Regions from separate parts of the Mus musculus genome. Here region 1 is linked to region 2. The links are chromatin loops, found by intact Hi-C in ENCODE. Cell type or tissue: heart. All regions are shown on one strand. Links, peaks and the distances in the headings refer to the core of each region. The heading gives the core; the rest is flanking DNA.

Region 1 (8,333 bases), core at 88-8,087, 64 kb after region 2:
CAACTACCCTGCCACAGGTACATGAGTGATGCATCTGTGAGCGTATTGGCACTCTGGCAGGAGCATGAGTCACAGGCCAGTTTTAACTGGTGTGGTTCAAAGAAAGAGCTGATGTTTTAAGCTACTATGTTGTAAGGTAGTTTGATAAACGAGCAAAATCTCAACTGACATTAATGAACATGGCGGGAAGAGGATCAGAAGCTCAATGGCACCCTGATTCATTTGTTGATTGGAATGGGGGTGATGGGTGCAAGGAGCCAGACGAGGGACCAATGACCCCCACATTGCTTTCTCTCGATTCTCCTTCAGGAAAGGACAGAGATGTGACCAGAAAGGCCACAAGCAGAGAGGCCATGGCAGCCTTTCTGCCTGTAGGAAAGAGGAAGTAAGAAGTTGTGCTGAAGGCAGACATGGTGACTCATACCCATCACTCTGCACTGGAGAGACAGGAGCAGGGTGTCTGTCCCAGATTCCAAGCTGACCAGGGCCACAGTGTGTGTGGAAGCCCATGTCAAAACAAGCAAGAGTGGGAAAAGAAGGAGAGGAGGAAAGGGAGGGCTATGTCAAGCTCTGGACCAGTGGGAGAGCAGCTGAGTCAAGAGGAATGGGAAAGCAGAGAAATGAAAAGAAATACCAGGGCGGCGTCAGGGTTTTCTCCCATTCAGTAGGGACTCGTGGTCAAGGCAGGAGGGACTGCACCCCTCCTTGTCTGCCTCCCCACTTCTCCTGCAGTTTGGTTACACTCCACCCCACATCCCAGCTCTTCTCACCATGGCTGCTCCTTGAACTTTCTGGGATGAACCCCGCACCACCGCACTGGACTTCCATTGTAGCTCGGCTTCCTGCAGATAAAGAAGCGACCACGGCAAGTTATGAAAACCACTTGGAGCCCCACTTCCTGTATCCAACACTGAACTTTTTGCCATAAACTCAGCCTTTTTATTTCTCCTGCCCCATCCCCAAAAGGTCATTTCAACATTCCATTTTTCAGGCTATTCTTTTCCTTACACAAACTTAAATCCTACCAGCTCCTTCTCAGGCTGGCCCTGTTTCCCTCCATCCCTTCAGCTAGTGAATGACTACTATGGTGCCCACACTTCTGGCTCAGCTTCTCATCGTGGTTTTCGTGGGCATCTCTAACAAAGGCTGACCAGGATAGAGCCCTTGACACTCCTCCCACACCCCAGGCCCGACTCTGCATCTCCATAAATGCTATCACCACACAGACCATGGCTCTTGCTGAGCTTTGAGCTCTACTCTAGTCTTGGTTTCCTGCCTTGCATGAGCCCATCACCAAATCCCAATGACTACATTCAGAAATCTCATTTGTCCCTTTGTTTCTACCTTCATGTTGATCAGACCCATTGCTGTTCATTGTCAGCCCAATCATCCCTTCCTTGGTCCCTTCACAACTCTACCACCAGATCTCACTTTCAAAATAAAATTTCATTTTCATTTTCTTGCTTGAATTCCCTAGCAGCTTTTGATTCTCTTTAGAGGATAGTTTGAACTATTAGAATGGTCCAGAAGTTCCTTCATGGACATCTTTCGCTGAAGTCACTGACCTCCCCTCTGTTCCCAGGACCCTTGAAGCACTTTTATCTCCTATGCTTTCTCAGAATTTTCCCTTTCTGGGGGCACTGCTCCAGCCCATCCCCCAGCTGGGGCTGCTCTGCCTCTACTTCCTGAGATGCTCTCTCCAATGGCTCTCTCCTGCAGCAGTGCCAACCTGAGACTCCACTTTTGAGATCACTTGCTTTTGCTGTAACTGCACAGCAGCATTTCCTCATCGAAGACATGATTGTAACACGAAATCATTTTTTAGCATATGACTGTCTCCTCTTTGACTCTGTGACAGGAAACTTTCCAGGCACAGACACAGCACTGGACAAAGGGCGGGTCTCAATTTACTAAACAAGCAAATTGACCTTCTTGGGTCTTTACCTCTCTCTGCTTGGGGGTGGCCTGTGCCACCCAGCCATCCTTCCCTGTTAACCAAGACACAGTTATGTAGAAACACTCAGCTCATTTGAGTGTTTCCTCTACCTAATACACATGAACACATTTGAAAACTCTGGAGCCAACTACAATCAGGACAGGTTGGAATGCTCCTTGGTAAGGACAGAGTCCCCACACAGGGAGCCCTCAGATACAGATGTGAAGCAGAACTCTAGATGCTTCTTTTGAAAGAGGCTTTTTATGCCTGAAGGCCAGGTGGGTGGAAGACAGCTTCTCATAAACTAAAAAGAAACCACAAACTCACACAAAGCATTGGTTCTTAGCACAGACTTGATTTGGTGATTAGCAAGGAGGCCCAGTATCAATGGTAGAAAATTTCTCAAAACTTTCTCGGGGTCGGGGGAGACAGAGGGCACAGGGTGACAGAGGAGCTCTTTAGACTCTAATTCATCTGTAAAACCAGGACCTGTGTTTCTGTAGGTGCAGATTTCATTGACTAAGTCATCCCCGCTCTGCCTATGACCAAACGTCTACTACTGGCTTCAGAACAGTAGCCACAGTAAACATAACCTCCCTACTTAGACCTACCTGGAGGGAGCTCAGCTCTTCTAAGAACTCGGGGGGGAAATAGTTTCCCCAAGAGGCAGGTTCCCTAGGAAGCAGCTTACAGGAAAAAGATAAAGGCTAGTGCTAATCCCAACATTATGGCAGCTTGGGGGAGCTGTGCCAAGCTGAGCCTGTTAGGGATCCTCCGCATCCCTGCCTTCTTCCTGCCTGCTCTCTCCAAGCTAACTCAGTCATTCTCTTCCTGGAAGAGTCACATTTAAAAAAAAAATTTTTTTTTTTTGACCAGTGCAGGAATACTTTCCCTGTAGAAAAAGTGTCCTCCTCAAAGCAGCGAACCCTGAAGCACACAGGAATTTGTAGAACTCAGCCTTCAACTCGGACTACAGCCTAAAATTATCAGGCTGGAAACAGAAGCCAATGAATACAATTCCCAAGAGCAGGTCTGTCAGGAGGTTTACTAGACACAGCTAGTAGAGAGGCCCCTTCCTCACCAAATTCAACACCCACATCATCCATCCCTATTCTCTTACCTGAAAATCTGGGTCCTTTGACCTTCTCTGATTTCGAAACAATACTAAACACCAAGAAAACAGAGTAGCAGAGAGGAAGCGAGGGGGAGGAACTGTGGAAATAGGAGTGTGCAAGGGACCCACCCATCTTCCTAGCAAGCTGCACTGCAGAACGTTCTGCAGTCCTCTTGTTCTGTGTCATCTCATGTGGTACCCATGGGCTGCTGGTAGCTACTTAGCACTTGGAATGTGATAAATCAATAGTCACGTTTTTTCACCACCAGGACTTTAGTTGACTGCAATATGGTCCATCATAGTAAATAACGGTCAGTCAGCTCTTGTTTGGCAGAACAATCTGTAAATGTGAATGACAATGACTTGGCTGGCAGTGATATTGAATCTCCTGTATGTTTGTTTAAGAAATGAGAGAAAGGGGGCTGGTGAGATGGCTCAGTGGGTAAGAGTACCCGACTGCTCTTCCGAAGAACCGGAGTTCAAATCCCAGCAACCACATGGTGGCTCACAACCATCCGTAACGAGATCTGACTCCCTCTTCTGGAGTGTCTGAAGACAGCTACAGCATACTTACATATAATCAATCAATCAATCAATCAATCAATCAATAAAAAAGAAGAAGAAGCCACTAACTTCTGGGCAGCTGAGCTTAAAAAAAAAAAGAAAGAAATGAGAGAAAGAAATAATTGAGTAAGAGAGAAAGAGAGAGAAGAGAGCTCCTTGTTAATAGCATATAAATAGAATCTACTTTTTTTTTTTTAAAGATTTATTTATTTATTATATGTAAGTACACTGTAGCTGTCTTCAGACACTCCAGAAGAGGGAGTCAGATCTCGTTACAGATGGTTGTGAGCCACCATGTGGTTGCTGGGATTTGAACTCCGGACCTTCGGAAGAGCAGTCGGGTGCTCTTACCCACTGAGCCATCTCACCAGCCCCTAGAATCTACTTTTAATTTGGATATTTAGGTATTTTTACATGTCATATAATTCATGATACAGTTGGATTTAAATAGCACATCTATATCATATCTCCTCTCCTCAGGGGTCAGGGCTTATTACAGAAGAGGGGTGAAAAGACTGGAGTCATTGAACACTGCAGTGAAACACTATTTGCTGGATATGACAAGGTCATTTCACACAAAAATTTGCATGGACCAAAACCTCAGTGCTGATGGGGAAGGGCTCATGAACTCTTGCCCTATCTAAGGAGAGCTGTGGGCAATTGATTGCTGCTAGTGTTTGTGTGTGTGTGTGTGTGTGTGTGTGTGTGTGTGTGTGTGTGTGTGTGTGTGTGAGAGAGAGAGAGAGAGAGAGAGAGAAAGAGAGAGAAGTTGTGAAGTTTTTTTCTCAGGAGCACTGCCCCTAAGAGGTTACCCATTTGTTGGTAGATGATTCCACATCTCTGCACATATGGACAGCACTAAGTGGAGTTTAGATTTTTTTTCTTAAATGGGGGAGAGAGACAGAGACGACAAGAAGTTGGGAAGGAAAGGAGAGGCCTAGAGAAGGAATCAGAGGGGACAGACACTGGAGTGGAACTAATCCAAACACACTATGTGACTGTATACAATTCTTTAACAATACACAGTCACAGTCCTGCTACCAGATTTCTTCTTGTCCAACCTGTTCTTTCTCTCCTCTTCTCTATTATTCTGCCTACTTTGGGGCTGATTCTTGTGTAATTTCACTTTTATTTCCACTTGTTGATTTTTTTCAGGACCTCCCCCTCTCTCTCTCCCTCTCCCTCCTTCCCCTCCCCCCTCCCCTTGCCCCCTCCCCCTCCCTCTCCCCCTCCCCTCTCACTCCCCTCCACCTCTCTCTCTCTCTCTCTCTCTCTCTCTCTCTCTCTCTCTCTCTCTCTCTCTCTCTGTTTGCTTCAGGCTTCATGCCTACCTCTTCAACTTGGGACAGTCTCCTTTCAAATTCTATTCAATCTCTCCATCCACACACATACATATACATATATACACACACACACATATATACATATTAGAAGAACCTCATGTCCTCATATCTCCACACTGTTTTCGCATACTTGACATCCACACAGTTTATAAGCCCCAAGGAACCATCCGCTCTGGGGAGTTACTCAAGCAGAGATCAGCAGGAAAGAGCTTAGATTTTGGATCCCTAACACAACTAAAAATAAGAGTGATTGGCGGGGGAGTGAGTCAGATTACCAACCCTCCCACCAGGAAAATCTATTTATGAAGTGACTTTGATTTCCACGTTCATCTGTGAAATTTAGTAACTTGGCACAGAGTCACCAGGCAACCAGGTGGTTCTGAGAGAGGTCCTGGCAAACCTCAATTCTTCACCATGGGCCTTCTAAGCCTCCTCTCACCTTTCCATGTACTGCCCTGTGCACTGAAGGGTCCCATGTTTGAAACCTTCAGTAATTGGGATGCTGGGCGCACAGATGTCCAGATACAGTCCCAGTCCAGAAAGACATTTATAACAGATTCCACAGGTCAGCAGTAACACCTTCCAGCCCTACAGTTTCTTTCTCAACAATTTCTGTTCATTTTTCGTGTTCCCTCTATACTACATAAACTGACATTTTCTTTCAATCCATGAGTTCCACTCTCAGACTTAAAGAAATCTCTGGTCTAACTTGGTCGAATTTTTGTGTGTGTGTGAAGAGACCGGAGATGATTTTTCATAACAGTCCTCCAGAAATGGTGAGTTTCAAGCTGATGTCAGCCCATTTCCCGGAACCCTTTCTAATGAGAGTAAAACAGCTATTTTTAAATGTGCCCTGAGACACCTCCTTCCTGCCAACAGACATTTCCTGTGCTAGCCCCTTCACCTTTGTCTTACTCATCTCATGTCATATCACAGAGCAGAATGGTTAAGATAGAGGGGCTGTATACACTGCCATTGACATGAGATGGTACTTGAAATAGAGAGACTGAGAAGTGAAGATCTCCAGGAGATTTCAGCTGCTAAACTAGACTCAGAGTTCTTCCTGGATGTCACTTAGGACTGGAATTGGTCCAAAGCAGAGCTCTCCTCTGCCTTCCACCTGGAGAGACTTAGTTCTGGTCACTCACAGTTCAGTCTTAAGCAAGTGTGATGTGTGTATACTGTTACTACCTTTTAGAGTCATTGTAATGGAGTTTTAATGGCCTAAATTACTAATAGAATACTTAGTAAATTTATTACAAAAATTATCAAAATTTCCCTAGAGAGATGGCATCAAGAGCCCTAGCTGCTCTTCCAAAGAACCCAGACTGTAGTTCCAGCACTCAGTGGTGGCTCACAGCCATTTGTAACTCCAATGCCAGGGGATCTGACGCCCTCTTCCAGCCTCTGTGGGCTCCATGCACATAACAGACATGCAGGCAACAAACCCATGTATGTAAAAAATTTTTAAATAATCTGAAGGAAGCTCACAGCTTGGAAAAACTATTAATGTCATAGCTCCCCCTAACTAAACAGATTCTAGAAATGGGGACAGGGATGGGGGAACTGTAGTGTCCAGTTCTATACCTACTAGTGTGGTACATAAAGCCAGGCTTTAATGTATATCCCCAAACTCATGATCACATGAATAGCCCTATTCAATTCTGTGATATATAAGGCAAAAGAAAAAGTCATAATTTAGGGAAAAGATTTTAGGAAAGAGGGGGGTGGAGGGGGTGGGAAGGAAAAGAAGAAGGAGGGGAAGAAGGACCAGAGTATATCATATGCATGGACTTGCCAACAAGCAAAAGTTATTAATAAAAACAAAACACAAATATATTTTTATTATTAGTTATTTTGAAGCAGTAGTTATTTAAAATATCATTGAGGGTACAGGTATGACCATGAATGGGTCTGTGTAATTGTAAAAGCATTCTGTGCATTTTGTTCTGCCATGTTTTATTTCCATTTAATAACAGATGAGAGATTTCAAAGTCAAGATAAGCTGGCTTACGTAAAGTCAACTCCAGGCACCACTGTGGTGTAGCACCTGTTGAGTACCACAGGCAGTCTTGTGGTCAGCACACCTACTAACGTGATCAGAGTCTTCCGAGGGCATAAAAGTGAAATCTTCAGCATTATCAACATCCAACACACGCCCAGAAAGGCTGGAGATTGGTAGTGACTGAGACTGAAGCACAATAGGTGCTTCAAGTTCAGAAGTACCAGCTATGAAGAACTGGGCTTACTACAGGATGAACTTGGGGTTAGTGGAAACGGTAGGCCTGATAGTCTCCTCAATTCAGAATGCTGCATTTCATCTTCTCTTAAGAAGAGAAAATGCCTTAGGATGTCACAAAAGCCTTGCACATCCCAGCACTTACGGCTCATTCCACACAGACTGCTCACCCACCTATAGTGGAACTTGGAGATCTACTACAGAGCTTCCAGCCTGCCTTCCTAATGACTTACTTAGTTTATATTTAAATTAAGTGTGTGTGTGTGTGTGTGTGTGTGTGTGTGTGTGTGTTGCCTGGCCATGGCTATGTGGGCTGTGAGTGCAAGTACCAGAGGAAGGCAAAGGTATTGGATCCCCTGGAGCTGGAGCAACAGGTAGTTGTGAGCAGCCCCTCTGGGAGCTGGAAACAGAAGTTGGATCCTCTGTAAGAGCAGTACACAGTCTTATCTGCTGCATCATCTCTCCAGCCCCTGTAATTTCTTCTGAAATGAAAGGTAACCAGGCAGAACTGACATCTGAAGGAAGATGACAGCATAAGAGAGACAAGAGGTGAAGAGGACAAGGAAACGTGACCCTGAAGGAAACTGTCACCTCCTGAGACAAAGGTGAGAAAAACTAACCACAGAAACTGTCGTTTGCAGTAACATGGGTGAATCTGGAGGACACTGTGCTAAAGGGGGCAAACATTTCCCATCTCATGTTCATATACAATCCAAAAAGCTCAAGTGGGGCTCGGGGGTGCCCAGCCACACTCGGCAGACGCATCTATAACAAAACTCCGCACCTAAGGCCCGGGGACCATCTCAGAACCAGGAAATCTGCAGTGACTGAGATCCTTTCTCCTAGAAATGATCCCAAAACTTCACCCATGATGCATCAACAATATGTGGATGCCAAAACAAGACCTCTACAAGTTCAACAGCAATAGACATGCTACCACGGAAGGGGAAAGCTCAGGAGGTCTTAGCCCCAAAAAGGAGCCACAGACACGTGCAGCAGCAGGAGCTGCAGGATGTCCTTAGGGGTGGCTCCCCTGACTGATTACCCAATACCAAGTGGTCAGCGCAGAAATCTGTACATACATAGCCACTAAAGAGGCTGAGCAACTTGTATTTATATGTTTATGTATGCATACAT
Region 2 (8,333 bases), core at 208-8,207:
CGTTAGGAGTGCTGGGGGGTGGGGCATTAGGGAGCCAAGAGCTCAAGTCTCCAGCATTGAAGGGATGAAGATCTAGGGCTGTCCTGTGAATCCAAACAAGTTTTAAGTACATTATAGACTAAAAATCTCTCATTTGGGTAGAAAGCTGGGGTGTAGCTCAGTGGTAGAGTGCCCATCCAGCAAGCAGGAGGGCCTCAGTTCAAGTTTCATTGTCACAGAAAGCAAACATTTTATTCCTTTTATACTGTGCTGGGTTTTTTGTTATTGTTGTTGTTGTTGTTTTGTTGGTTTGTTTTGTTTTTGTTTCCTTTAGTCTTCTGGGGGGGGTCTTTTTTTTTTAAATATTCATTCACTTTTTTTTTAAAGATTTATTTATTTATTTATTATATGTAAGTACACTGTAGCTGTCTTCAGATGCACCAGAAGAGGGCGACAGATCTCATTATGGATGGTTGTGAGCCACCATGTGGTTGCTGGGATTTGAACTCTGGACCTTCGGAAGAGCAGTCGGGTGCTCTTAACCCACTGAGCCATCTCGCCAGCCCTGGGGGGTGGGGGGGGTGGAGAGCCGGTACGTGCTGCGAGCAATCGCATGCATGCCGCCAGTAATCTCTGAGGAGAGCCGTGTGTGCCGCGAGCAATCGCCATTATAAGATGGCGCGGGCCTCCGCTGTGCCTAACTAGTAAACAAGCCTTGTACGCAGGTGCGAGAGTGAATTCACTCCTAGTCACTCCCATTCTCGGGGTGTAATAGTGGGGTGATGGGCAAGCAACGAATCAGGAGCTGTCACGCCATATCAGGTGCTGAAATGTCACGCTGCGGGTTATAAAAGCAGCGCCATTTTCCCGGTTCGGGATCTTCCTGAGAAGTAAGCAATAAAGCTCTTGCCGCGGAAGATTCTGGTTTGTTGCGTCTTTCTTGCTGGTCAAGTGGGACGCAATGGGGGGGGGGGGTCTTTTTAATGAAATAATCATTTTAAATGATTTTTTACAATGTATGCAACTGAGAGGAGATGAAGAAACTGTCACAATTAAGTTCCAGGCCCTTCTAACTCTGAATGAGTGTCAAAGACAAGCTTCCACAGTGTTACAGAGGAGTGTGTATGTGCAAGTATGTGTGTGTATATGCACATGTGTGTGCACATGCATGTGAGTATGTGCGCATCTGTATACACGAAAAAACCCCAATAGCTTAGACATAATAGAACTGGAAACATGAGGAAAAAATACCAGTTGCCTTTTATTCCCCTAGATCTTAACTGAGTCTCTGCACCTGTTTTGGAGTGAGACAAGGAACAGTTATTCCCTCCAGTTCTCAATCTCTTAGGACCTTGGTGTTTTCTTACCTTGAACTATAGTTCCATATGTGCTCTTCTGAAGGTGTTCCATTCTCTTCTGGAACAAAAATGGGAAGGAATTAAAGTCGGATCCATTTGGGGACTGGTAAGGCACCTCGACTCAGATAACTAAGGGTAACTCTCCTTGGGTGGCCAGTTCCATTGCTAACTCTCCGACCTATGTGTTACTTTCAAATATCTGCAAGTAACAGCTGGAGTGAGGCGGCACAATGTGCTATTGCTATTGTTTTCTCTCACTCCCAGGAAAGCGAATGTTCACTACAGAGGAACTGACTCCCTCCTCAAGCTGAAAGTACAAACTGTGGGAAGCATTCTTCTATGAGCAAGAAATAGACCAGAATAAAACAAACAAAAAACTAACAAACAACAACAAAAACTTAACAAGTGTAGACGACCTTGCCCGACTAGAGAAAATAACTGCTCTGCTGTGAATACCATTGATTTGTTTGAAGTACCATGCATGTCCAGAAAACGTACCATTGGCAAAGAAGCCATCCAGCATACTTTCCCTGGGAGGAACGAATGGAGTATGGCAACTTCTCCAAGGACTGACCTGAGAGGAAGGAGGTCAGGCGGTCAGACAAAGCGTCTTCCCTGCCTGGCTCTGAGGTCCTGGTTTAACAATGACCACAGTCTTTGTATTTAAGAACATTCAGCAAGAAACTGGATTGAGCATGGCATACATAGTCTGTGCACAGGGCTGTAATGTTGTTTCAATGGTTCTGGTATGATAAAATGGAAACATGGAACAGGAAGGGCTAGTCTGTGACACCAACTGCCCCTGGGTGAACTTCTGGCTCATGTTAGTCATCTAGTTTTTAAACATTTGTAGTTTTAAAACATAGTTGTACTTGGAAACATGTGCATGGAAAAAAAAAACTGAACAGAATAAAGACAAATGGCCACCATTTGCAATGAACATAATTGATTTGCTGTTCCCATGTCGTTGCACGATCTGATTTAAAAATTAAAACATCACAGATGTACTTCATGGTTTTTTGTCTTTTCCCAAATCTTCTGTCTCGCTCTCTCATTCTGGCCTTCACAGCAATCAGTATTTTGATGCTTTTACATGTTGTAAGTATTTTATATGTATTTGCATATACATGCTTAGAAAATTTCATGTTAAACCTTTACATAAATGTCATTTTTGCAATGTTATTCATTTTTTTATTGACATCTAAACTGCTCTGAAATTGTTGCTTTTCACAACAAAGAATGCTGTAAAATAGTCCCCCCAGGCACCCCTCAGCACTCCTGTTGAACAGTTCACCTAGAGCACAGATTTTCTGTTAGCTAGATGGATATGACCAGGCTTCACCCTGAGCGAGGTAAGTCAGCTCTTGCTCGCCCCAGGATCTCAGGGGAAAAAAAATCCCCAAATCTCCACAGCTGTTCCATGATGGCACACTCTGTTTTAATCAGCCTTACGGACATAGGACTGGTTGTTAGATTTACAACACCTCATAGCATGTGTGTTATATTTGGATGTTTCTGTTATTTTGTCTTTCACAATTTTATTTTGGAAAAAAAAAACAGCTTTTTTGAGGGGGTGACTTCTTCATAGTAAACTATCAATTATTTTCACATTGTCAGAATATCTTAAGGCCATCTTCTTCCTCTCTTCCTCTCTTCCTCTTCTCTCTCCTTCCCTGCCTGTCCACCTCCTCACACCCTTCCCTTCCCTTCCCTTACCTTCCCTTCCCTTCCCTTCCCTTCCCTCCCCTCCCCTCCCCTCCCCTCCCCTCCCCTCCCTTCCCCTCCCTTCCCTTTCCTCCCCTCCCCTCCCCTCCCCCCCCTTCCCTCCCCTCCCCTCCCCTCCCCCTCCCTTCCCTTCCCTTCCCTGGTCTTCTCTCCCTCCTTTCCTTGCTCCCACAGAAGAACAGCCCTCTCATGGCTATTTCTCACACACCATTCTGACTACTGTAAACTATATACAGATTTTTATTAAAATTCTTCAAATTATAGAGCATCATTTCTACTAATTTTCTGGATTTGAAGGTGCCAGGTACAGTGTCAGTGGGGATGAAGCTGAATTTCCCCACCATGACCGTCCTGGGTGCAGACCTCATTCCCAGGCTTCTTGTGTGACCATCTTCCCCTGTGTCCCCTGTGTTGTTATTGACAGACCCTTGGCATTTCTATTAAAGTTACATGACCTCCCCAGAGTCACATATTTGCCTTATAGCTAAACCTTCCCCAAATGGCTTCTTTCATCTGTGTCTTCTTTTGGATTTAATAGTCAGTGGGGAGTTGGGAGGGATCATCTGCAATAAATCTACAATCCTCTCTTCCTGGAACCCCACATATGCTGCTGCTGGCCCCATACTTTGGACACATACTTGGGTATTGATTGCTGTAATTTTCTCCCAAACCAACACTGAGAACTGTACTTCTATGTCTAGGTTCATGTTTTTATAAAACAAAAATACCCAATGGAGAAAAATAATTACTCAAAGATAAGGGAGGCATCTGTTCTGTTTTGAAGGATTTCAATTTGAACCCAACTTGGTGCTCAGTGTCAGTTGCATGTGTGCAGTGTGACTGTCATAACCAAACTCAGCAAAATTAGCAGGGAAGTTTCTGAATTATTTTCTGAGAAATCAGACATACCACAGGGGACATATGTTCCACTGAGAAACAAATTAGTTGGCAGATATGACTAAATATGCAAATGCACAGAGGTGAAGCAGGGTAATGAGATAGAGACATTAAAATGAGTCACAGATCAAACAGGAGAAGTCAGTCAACAGCCTAGAAACAGAGGGAAGGGGAGGAGGTGTGATGGACATGAAGAGATGTGACTGTTGACCTGCAGAGCACACAACTGTGGGCAGACAGAGTGGAGGTAGAGTTCGTCTACAAAGGGAAAGTTCTGCTAACTTTCCCCAGTGTGGGCAGTGTGTGGGCCGTGGCAACTGACAAGGGTCAGCAGGAAGGCATTACTCAAGGAGAAGGCAGAAGCACAAACCCAAATGTTCATTCTCGTCTGAAAACAGCCAAGCCAGCTTATCAGGACAATTTATTTTACCAAGCAATGAGGACACAGTTCAGTCAGGAAGTTGAGAGAGTCTTTCTTGTCTTCCTTGTTAAGTACCGGCAGGCAACAAGGACGCCTAGGGCAAAGCGCCTGATGCACAAGCTTGGAGACTTGACTCTGAGCACCAGAGCCTGCTTCTGTAATCCCAGCACTATACACAGTGAGGCAGCCTGTGGAGATAGGAGAATCAGCCAGAGGCTGTCAGGCCAGCTAGCCCAGGGTGTGGCAGAAACAAGAGAGAAGCCGTTTCCACCAAGCAGAAGGGTAGAAATGACTTCAGAAAGCTGTCCTCTGATCTCCACAAGTCTCCAGTGGCACCAGTGTATTTCCTCACACAACTAAAACCAAAACAAACATTTTCACTCGCATCTGCTCCACCCATCTGCCCCTCCCCTGTTCCTTTATGTCCAGGTACTAAGAGTCACAGGGCAGGTTAGTAGGCAAGAGTCCTGGAAATAGTACCCTCTACTGTAAAGTTCAGCTGACAACGAGGGTGTTCATACACATCTAAAACATAATACTGTTAACATACCACAGCTTCTTGGGGTATGTTAAGGGAAGGTGTGGGATACCTGGCCATGAAGAATGGGGTGGTTTTCAGACAAGATTCTAAGGTAGAATTCACTGACCTGTCTTTCAGGGAAGGGCTAGACCATATAGGAAGGAACATAGAGGTTTCACTCTGGCTTGTAGAGCCTTAAGAACTCATCCTGCCCTCCTTCAGATGAGGTCTATCTGGCCTAGTAGGCTTTGGGGAGTCTGGGATAAAATGAAGAAATGTGCTCCACCTGCTGGGGGAGCTTGGGAAAGCCTGTGGCTCGGACTTTAATTACTCCTCCATCAAAAAACCATCACCTTTGTTAACTGAGGGTTTCAGAAAGGCGCAGATGGTGAGATGGAAAGCCTAGGGCCTAGGGATGATGGCATGGAAATTTCAGGGCTCTGTCCCACTCTATGCTGTCGCCGACCCTCAATTCACTGCTCTTTCACTGTCCAGGAAACCCAACACACCAAGCTCACCCGAGTGCACAGCGGCTCCCTGGCTCCCAAGCGGCTGTCAGCGCCCTGGCGGGTTCCTCTTTACCCTTACAGGTATGCGGTGGGCCTGTGCCTGCTGAGCAGTGCTCTCACAGAACAGCTACATGCAGAGCCATGAATCCAGAGTCCGAAGGCAGGAAAAGAAAGCCCATGGTGACGGAATACACACTGCCCTGCAGACTATATCCCCTCGGGTAGGTGGAAAGGCCTTGAACATTTGCCAGAACACAGTGAAACTGCTTTAGTCAATGACCACTTCCTGTGGAAAGCCTCCCGGCCCTACTCATTTCCCCTTCAGGGGGTGTTGAGGGCACAGTTCTCGGAGCCTGAGAAGTGGAAGACAGCCACCCTTTTCAAGAAAGCCCATGTGTGGCTGGAAAGTGCTGCGTCCCAGGTTCCCCATCAGCACCCAAGCTGAGCATCTGCACTTCCCCAAGCTCCTGGGGTCTCATGTCACAGGCTCTGCATTCAGAACTCCTAAAGAGGGACAGAAAAGCAGCACTGGCCCCGGAGAACCCGGACTGCCCCCTCTCAAAGAGCAGCTAAGCTCAGACAGGAGACCCGGTACTGGCTACCCCTTCTTTGCTATTTGTTGACACAGCCATAGGTGGTCATTGTACAGTTTCTCGCCTATGGAATGTCCAGATGGGCAGGGTGAAGTATTTCTTTACCTTTGTACCTGTTAAGTTTAAGCCTTGAACATAATACACAGTGCTGGCTTATGCAAGGTGATTCTCATCTCAGAGAATTCCCCCATGATGCTTTCTATTGTCAGGAAAGTATACTTGGCTCTCTGTTGTGAACACTAGGGTTTCAAGGGGTCTAGGGAGGTGACATTCTAAGAGACTGCACAGAAAGTGGGGGGGGGGGGGGAGGAAGGAAGAGAGATGAAAGGAGGGAAGGACAGTTAGTTTAAAGCTAGGTAGATAAAGCCCTCTGCTTGTATTTTTAAGAGAAGACATAACTGAAGTTAAGCATGGTGGCTTATTCTTATCCTAGTTTGTCAGGGGATTGCAGCAGGATTGCCTTGAGTTAGAAGCCAGCCTAAGCCACTGTGTGAGTCAGTCTAATAAAAAGCCTTAGCCTCAAGAAGATGTAGCAGCATCCTTTATTAGTGTCTCTGTCCTTTATCTTAAACTCAGTAGCGACCAGCTGTGCCTGCTAGTTGCTAGAGCTTGTTATGTCCTTAGGGCAAGAGGAAGGTCTGCAACCGAGAGGGCCCTGCAGTCAGGCTTCAGCTGAAGCTAGATCCCTACATTCCCAGGGTGCTAGGGAGGTTCTGGATGTTTGCAATTCAAAGAGAGGCTGCTGTGAGCACAAGATCCTCCCACTCTTCAACTCAAAACAGTTTTTTGTTTTTGTTTTTGTTTTGTTTTGTTTGTTTGTTTTTTTTTGTTTGTTTTTTGTTTTTTTTTTAAAGATGTACATCTCAAGGCAAAGGCAAAGAGGGAGAACAAAAGGTCCTAAGAGGTTTGGGTTTCATTATTATCATCATCATCATTATTTTTTTTATTATTTTTAAGAAAGAAAGGAAAAGAGAATTCCGAGTGATGGTTCTGTCCCATTGAAGAGATTTTTTCCCCCATTTTGATTTTTATTCAACCTTTGGTTCTTAACTCATCAGAAAAGCTCAGAGTCTCTCAGAAACCTGCCAGAGACCAGAGTTCACATCACCCCATGAAGACCACAACCACCCAGTACTAAGAGTTGAACCAAGGGCCCTGGGAGGGGAACATCTGCTCCTCTTGCCTACGCCTCCTAGCAGACATGTGCAATCAAGTCCATCTTGAAACAATTCTTTTTAAAAAGAACCTTTGATATCTTTTTTACAGAGGAACAAATTAAACCCTCCAAAAGTCATGGCAAGTGTTCTTTTGAAGATAGGCGGTGACTCATCTCTCATTATTGATGTTAATTAATGAAGTCAATTTTTAGACCCTGTGCTTTGGTGTGAACACTGGAAGGAGATCCCTGGCTGGCTCATCTCATCTCTGTGGAAAGAGGGCAGAAGGACCGTAAGAGCCAGAGGTGGTGGATGACTTTAGGGAAACTGTTTCCAGACACAACAGGGCAGGTGCATACATGAGTTTTAGTAGATGTGACCGTGTTCACCACACCTGAGCAAGTGCGACACAAATCCCCCCAAAGGCTGTGGGCACAAAGTCCCACTCCACTCAGGAGCTAGTCACAAACCATAGCTCCTGGGAGAAGGAAAATCAATTTTCTTCAATGAAGTGACACTGGGTGTATGCATACCTCAGGGCAGCCTTCATGAGGTTTTGTGAGTAGGGAGGTGGAAAGGATTTGGGAGGACTCGGGAAAAATGAGAGAATATGATCAAAATATATGAAATTCTCAAGGAATAAGTAAGAACATTATTTTTAAAAAAAAGAGGAAAAGAAAATGTGTGTTCTCTTTGCGCTGTGATTTTTGCCCCCATTTACAAGCTCCTGGGTGTATTTCATTATATTAAGGGAAGGATGGACCACAGGGATGATGAAATGTCTGAAGGAAGCGTTTTGTATTTTTAAAACTCTGAATGCATATAGTTAAAACAGAGACTCAGCACAACAGTGTCGCGTCAGCTCTCGACCAGCAAGAACGACACGACCACCAGTCCTTCTAACAGCAGTTTATTCAGTCTTCATCTTTCTTCTTGTTTATATCTCCCCCGAACCCTGGGCCTCTCACTCTTATATACTCTCAGTTCCCATCCACCCACAGCAGGCCACGCCACCTCACCAGGCACGCAGCTTCAGCTAATCAGGGCAGCAGGGGCATATCTCCATCAAAATGGATTCACCAGTATCCTGGTGCACCTGTGCAGCTCTCATGATGTTTGTGGCTTATATTCAGGTGTATGAGGAAGTCAGGTGCAAGCCATAAGACTTAGCTGC

The links. Peaks named below come from ENCODE experiments on the same cell type or tissue, not always from the same donor. Only the 100,000 strongest peaks of a DNase experiment are listed, where the experiment ranks them.
Region 1: it touches region 2 in a loop (4-fold over the local background); 9 of 42 quality-filtered maps call a loop at or near these places.

What each region holds. Positions count from the first base shown.
Region 1 is chr6:48,679,347-48,687,679 of GRCm38, reverse strand. Gimap4 (GTPase, IMAP family member 4) reads right to left here and starts at 3,102. Exons shown (of 3, transcript NM_174990.4): 1 at 3,057-3,102; 2 at 771-842. The coding sequence starts at 828. In heart, for the core only: a CTCF peak has its summit at 2,655; DNase peaks (open chromatin) are centred at 339, 2,659, 3,169 and 5,839; H3K27ac peaks cover 1,881 bases.
Region 2 is chr6:48,743,516-48,751,848 of GRCm38, reverse strand. Gimap1 (GTPase, IMAP family member 1) reads right to left here. Exons shown (of 3, transcript NM_008376.3): 3 at 8,054-8,333. Gimap5 (GTPase, IMAP family member 5) reads right to left here and starts at 5,652. Exons shown (of 3, transcript NM_175035.5): 1 at 5,419-5,652; 2 at 1,347-1,395. The coding sequence starts at 1,389. In heart, for the core only: a CTCF peak has its summit at 5,190 (motif pointing left); DNase peaks (open chromatin) are centred at 4,638 and 5,658; H3K4me3 peaks cover 284 bases; H3K27ac peaks cover 1,242 bases; H3K27me3 peaks cover 1,080 bases.